Regions from separate parts of the Homo sapiens genome. Here region 2 is linked to region 1. The links are chromatin loops, found by intact Hi-C in ENCODE. Cell type or tissue: Caco-2. All regions are shown on one strand. Each heading gives the region's core, and the rest is flanking DNA. Links, peaks and the distances in the headings are about the cores only. Region 1 holds the start of LOC105377405 (a long non-coding RNA gene). Region 2 has its middle 30 kb from the start of TRC-GCA2-1.

The links. A loop is a pair of places that touch in the nucleus more often than their neighbours do. Peaks named below come from ENCODE experiments on the same cell type or tissue, not always from the same donor. Only the 100,000 strongest peaks of a DNase experiment are listed, where the experiment ranks them.
Region 2: a loop joins it to region 1, with 6 times the contacts of the local background. A loop is called at or near these places in 5 of 110 quality-filtered maps.

The regions. Positions count from the first base shown.
Region 1 is chr4:123,546,011-123,548,925 of GRCh38, forward strand. It overlaps LOC105377405 (a long non-coding RNA gene), which reads right to left and starts at 506. Exons shown (of 4, transcript XR_939171.3): 1 at 235-506. RefSeq lists an enhancer at 1,628-2,211. In Caco-2, for the core only: no CTCF peak of the experiment used is centred there; DNase peaks (open chromatin) are centred at 421, 1,281 and 1,631; H3K4me3 peaks cover 2,220 bases.
Region 2 is chr4:123,477,809-123,480,723 of GRCh38, forward strand. No RefSeq gene overlaps it. Among named protein-coding and RNA genes, the nearest start is that of TRC-GCA2-1, 30 kb to the right of the region's middle. In Caco-2, for the core only: no CTCF peak of the experiment used is centred there; DNase peaks (open chromatin) are centred at 1,163 and 2,283.

The DNA.
Region 1 (2,915 bases), core at 129-2,628:
TCTCTTTACAGATTACACCCCATTTCCTTTACTGTGCTGCTAAGTAATTCTTAGGGAATTATTCCCCCTCCAACTTCTCTCTGCTAACAAAATGATCTGCCACATATGCTTCCACTTTATGTGCTGCAGGACAGCCATGGGCTTCATAAAGCTGCCTGCATTTCAAACTGTTCAGGCTGGAACTGTAATCTTTCCACCCACCCCTTTCCCGTCAGGTAAAGAAAATGTTCATACCTCAGGTTTTGTTACCAAGCAACAGAGTTCCATTTGCCAATTGCCACCATTTCCTTCTCATAGTATTACAGGCCTTATTAATTAACATTTAGTTCAGAGAAATTGCTGTCATTATGTGAAGTAACTTCCTTTAGAGGTTATTCATTAACCTTAGGTATTTTACTGTGTAATTATAATTGCCAAGTGCCGCGGGCTTGGAAAACGTTTGAACTCCTGAAGGTATCAGGGGACGGCAGAAAAGATATTATCTGATTTTTCTTCCATTTCCAGTTAAGGATTAATCTTGAAGATCCCCTATTTCCCCTGCAGAGTTATCTGCCTTCCCAAAAGGGTAAACTCTTCCCTTGCCTTAGTCCAGACTGTCCACGGTAAACTCAGAAGCAAACCATGGAGGAACTTCCCTGTTAGCGTGTGATTTTTCACAAATTCTGTAGGGCAGAGTGCAAATTGTTCCCCCTTTGTCTTAAGAAAAAATCGTGGGGATACTGAGATGACTTGGTGGTTGGTAAATGGTTGGCAGGCGCACTTGTGCATACGTGGGGCTCTGTGAAGAACTTGCACAATGCCTGGAATTGTATATTGTGCACAACCTTGTTCTGACACAACGGAAGACCTTCATCCTATTGCTCACTCGATGGCTCTCTGAGAGTAGTTTTTCACTCCCCAGTGTTGCAGGAGCCAGGTGTGCATTTTATAATACGCCTATTATACAGCCATTCTCAGTAGCCACTGCTTATACAATGACCCTTCTGATTTGTCCCACTACGGTGTGGGTGCCAATGACTTAGGTCCTCACCCAGTACAACTTCAGGTGTGCATTTCACATATATTTGCAGGCAAAAAATGCACCTCCCTCCTCTTCTTTCTTTGTTTCAAGACAAACAAAAGTAACTGGTATTTCACCCCGCCCTCCCCCCTCCAGCCCCCAACTACATGTGCCTGCAGCACAGGCGCCCTAGAAAGGGAAACCTGTTTTCCTCCTCCCAGGTTTCTGGTTTCTTCACCCAGTCTCCCCACAGTCCTCCACTCCCCGCACCCAGTCCTTCTGGCCTCTACCCAGACTCTGAGAAGTGGCCCGACATTCTAGGTAACCTGATTCCCCAGACGGGATAGGCGGCGGCCTGCTGCTGCGAAGGCGCGACCACGTGACCTTTCCTGCCTGCACCGGGGAAATGCATACCTTGTTCAGAAAACTAGGGGACAGGTGAGCCCAAGGTAGTGTTTTGAATCAGAATTAAAAACATGTATTTATTTAAAAGGTGCTTGCTTCTACATCAGACAGCTACCACTTTGATCATTCCAAATGAAAAGGCACGATTGGCCATGGGGTTTTATGGCGTGAACTGAGCTGCAAGACAAAGGAAGGACGATCTCCAGGAGGAAAAGGCGGAGCGGGTTTTATGGGAGCTGCTGCACAAGTCTGAACGCGGAGGCTGCACACGGGGAGGGCAAAGCCGCCCTGGCAGGAGCCCGAGCTGCAGGCCTCGGCTGGGAAGCCTGTCCCTCCTGTCCATTTCCCTGGCTCTCGCGGTCCCTCGTTTGTTCCTGACAGATTTCTTCTTTGATCTATGAAATGGGGAAAGTGGGGGACACTTTGATATACTTTAAGGGTGCAAGAATTTGCTGCTTTCTGCCCAAATAAAGGGCTTGTAGGGAGTTTCTTTGAGAACTGGAACATGCTGTCACATGTAATCTAAGGAGCTCAGTCTCCTCTTCCAGTGTCCATTAATCAACCAACACTTTTAAAGCATCTAGTATGGATTCTGTGAACTGTGGGGAAGTAAGGGCATGGTGTCTGCTTTTAAGGTATTTATGGGTTATCTGGGGAGATGGATATATGAGTGTAAATCATGACAGTAGTTAGCATGTATTGGGGATGCATTGAGTACTTCCCGTGTGCCAGGCGCTATTCCTCCTAACAACCCAATCGGGTAGGTACTATATTATCATCTCCATTTCACAGACGTTTTAGAGAGGTCACTCTCCCCAGGTCACATAGTGTGCAGCAGTCAGGTTATGATGCAGATCTGTCAGACTCCAGAGGAACTAGCAGCCTGTGCATGCCCCAATCAGGTACTATTCAGTGAAGGTGAGCGGCCGGTTTCATTCTGCCTCAGTTCTCCTTGCCCTCTCTCTGAGAAGCAGGGATACTGTCGAGGGTCACATGTGAGAACTTTCATCAGCCACCGTTGCCCCCAGGTACCCTACAGAAGTTCTGTTTCTTCCCCTTCCTCTGTTCTGTCCTCAACAACGCGTCCCATTTAATTTCTCCTTAGACAATGTTTATCTTGTGGCATACACTTTGTCCTCTCCTTTGTGGTTTTATAATCCAAGTGGAGAGAAGAGACCTAATTTGAAACAGATAAATATCAAAGCAGAACTTCACCTTGTTGAAATGGGTCTTGATCTTCTCTGAAATCCTTTCTTGAATGATTCACTGAAGAAAGTGTCTTCAATGATACATTCATCCTCTGATTTACATAGAGTAGTGACTTTCCTTACATGCACTCAGGTAGAATCAAGGTTTTCCCAGTACCCTTTGGCAGGTCTGACGGCACAGGCATCTTCAGCTCAACTTGCCACATATGGTTGTTGAACTCCCTCATGATGACTAAAGAACCAAACTTGCCTGGTTTTTCCAGGCAAGGCAACATTTTGATGTTTTTTAATAGTGTGAACAC
Region 2 (2,915 bases), core at 217-2,716, 68 kb before region 1:
GCTGGAAGATGAATGACAACAGTATGTGAGTACAGCCTAGGAAAAAAGAAGGTCCAAATTCCCAGAAAAACAACTCCCAGAAAGGCAGCATCTGTACTGACTTACAAAAATAGAAAAGTGGGGAAACCTTGTGGTTTAGAAGCAGAGACATTACATCCTGTGACGTGAAGAAGTGGTGGCTGACGTCCTTGTGAACAATGGCCACAGATGCCAGGCCACAGAGAGAACACTGCATGAGGGAAAAACCGTGTGTCACCAGCTGTGAGACGTGCACAGGAAGGAAGCATGGGGCCAACAACAGCCCGGCCTCTGAGGCTGCTGTGAGGAGTAAAGGATTTGATCAATGCAGGATGCATAAAGTGGCGTCTGCACATAGGGAGCGCTCGGTACAGGTTGTTATTACTGTTGGTATTCTCTTCATGTGGACCATTCTCTCAGACACACAAGACAGAAACAGTAGCCTTTTTGAAGGAGGAGGTAAGGATTAGATTAACAAGCCCTCCATTTATGGTGGAGGTGCCTGCTCCATTAATCCAATCAACTCAACCTTTAAATAACACTTGTGCAAATATATCCTGGATGACACTTGTGAGGGAAATGTGGTAATCTTTCTGGACTTTTACAACACAAAAAATTGGAATGCGTTTTATCACACCAAAGCAAGCTGGAAAGGGTAATTTGGATTTCACTTGTGGCATGCTCCATAGTCATTTTCTGTAAACGAAGATCCAATTTTTAGGGTGGGGGCAAATATACAAGGTCCAATGATTTGAAAAGATGTTTTATTATTTTTTTCTCCATGCCTTCCATCTTTTCAGCCCAATGGGAATTTCTTCCCTTGAACAGTTCTAAAGAATCACAGCATTAGAGATAGGAATTATTAGGTTATTTAAGCTATCTTTCTGCTGATGAGGAGCTATTCCTGTAGTACAATTTATAATGCTTTTCTGAGTGTGGCTTTGAACAATGTGACTTTTATCAGATGAACCGTGGTGGAGATGGAGCCCTCTGTTTGTGTTTAGAACAGGTCTAGCCTAGGGAGGAACGAGGAAGACCTCTCAAAGGCTCACCTCCGCACAGCAGGCCTGATCGGCTGGCTGGAACTCAGAAGGGCAAAAGGGGAGTGAGGCTCCACTTTGATGTGGTTCGCTTGCAGCCCCGTTGCTGTACTGTGGTGTGCATATGTTGGGGGCAGGGCAAGGGTAATAAATACCAGGGACACTTTTGCAATGCGTGCCTGTCAGCTGAGTGCTGGACAAACATTTTTACCACTGGCTATTTCCCTGAGGCTTCTGACAGTTTGTGCAACTTGTGTAAGACATTCCTGAAAGAGAGGAGCATTTGTTCAACTTATATAACTTCTTTTTACATCATAAGACTAAAGCAGTCCTTCCGGGCTCATGTCCTGTTGAATGTGATCCAACTGAAACTTCTTTCCTCTGCATACTCAGAAACCTGACTACCTGTGTAAATTCCTCCTGATAGCATAGCTTTCTGTTTGCCCTCAGTCCTTCTCTGGCCCTCTCAGACACCCAGGTTCATAATGACATTCCTTCTTCCTCTTGTAATTCTATTGAATTGTTAACAAAAAAAAAAAAAAAAGGAGTAATAGCTGTGATCGATTTCTACAATGTGTTCTTAAATTGTGTGTGTGTGTGTGTAAAATGTGTATATTTTTGCACTTGATCTTAGCCAAAAGGCTGAGAAATGACCAAAGGTCTGTATTTTTGAATTACTATATAGGAGCATAGGAACTGCTGTGTGATTCTGGAATTGTAACAGAGGAGTAGCTAATGGAGTTTTGAGGGATATTATGATGTGCATATAGCTGGGGAAACTGGGTGCTCAGGAGTATGAACCTTCATTCACTCACTTCCTGCTCCCAGTAGGAGATTAAGAAGGCATGTGCAACTTCTTATATTTGGTATAGCTTTTGTTTCCTGCCAATCTTTTTTTTTCTTTTTGACAAAAATGCTGATTGGTTTTGCCTTGATTTATTTGTATTTAGAGGTTTTCAAAATGAGTTGGTTTAAGGCATTACGATTGAATACAAGTTAATCGATAATCACGATTGTACACCAGTTCTTCCTAATACATTTTATCCTGTGGCCCTGTAAAATTTCCAATCGACCAAAGCAAGCTTGGTTGGTAAGGGAATGACTTACACAGGATCTTTTTCATTTAGGGGTTTGCAACTTACAGTGCACCTTCACATAGGTCTTCTCATTTGACTTGCGCAATAGCCCATGAGTAAACAGCACAAGTGTTATTAGATTCAGCTGACAGAAGAGGCCACCACAAGGGCTCAGAGAGGTGAAGGGGTTTGGTCTAAGTCACAGCTAGTAAGTGGCATAGCAAGTCTACTTTCCTGCAAAAAGCATTTATTGCTTAATCATGCTAGTGTCTATTATTGTGGTTGGTTTTTGTGTTTGTTTGTTTTGCTTTCGGGGACAGGGTCTTGCTCTGTTGCCCAGGCTGGAATGCAGTGGTACAAATATGGCTCATTGCAGTCTTGATCTCCCCAGCTTAAGCAATCCACCTGCCTCAGCCTCCCAAGTAGTTGGGACTAAAGGCGTGTGCCACCACGCCCAGCTAATTTATTTTTTATTTTTTAATTATTTTATTATTTATTTATTTATTTATTTATTTTTGAGATGGTGTCTTGCTCTTGTTGCCCAGGCTGGAGTACAATGGCTCAATCTCTGCTCACTGCAACCTCTGCCTCCCAGGTTTAAGTGATTCTCTTGCCTCAGTCTTTGAAGTAGCTGGGATTACAGGCGCCTGCCACCACGCCTGGCTAATTTTTTGTATTTTTAGTAGAGACGGGGTTTCGCCATGTTGGCCAGGCTGGTCTCAAACTCCTGACCTCAGGTGATCCACCCGCCTCAGCCTCCCAAAGTGCTGGGATTACAGGC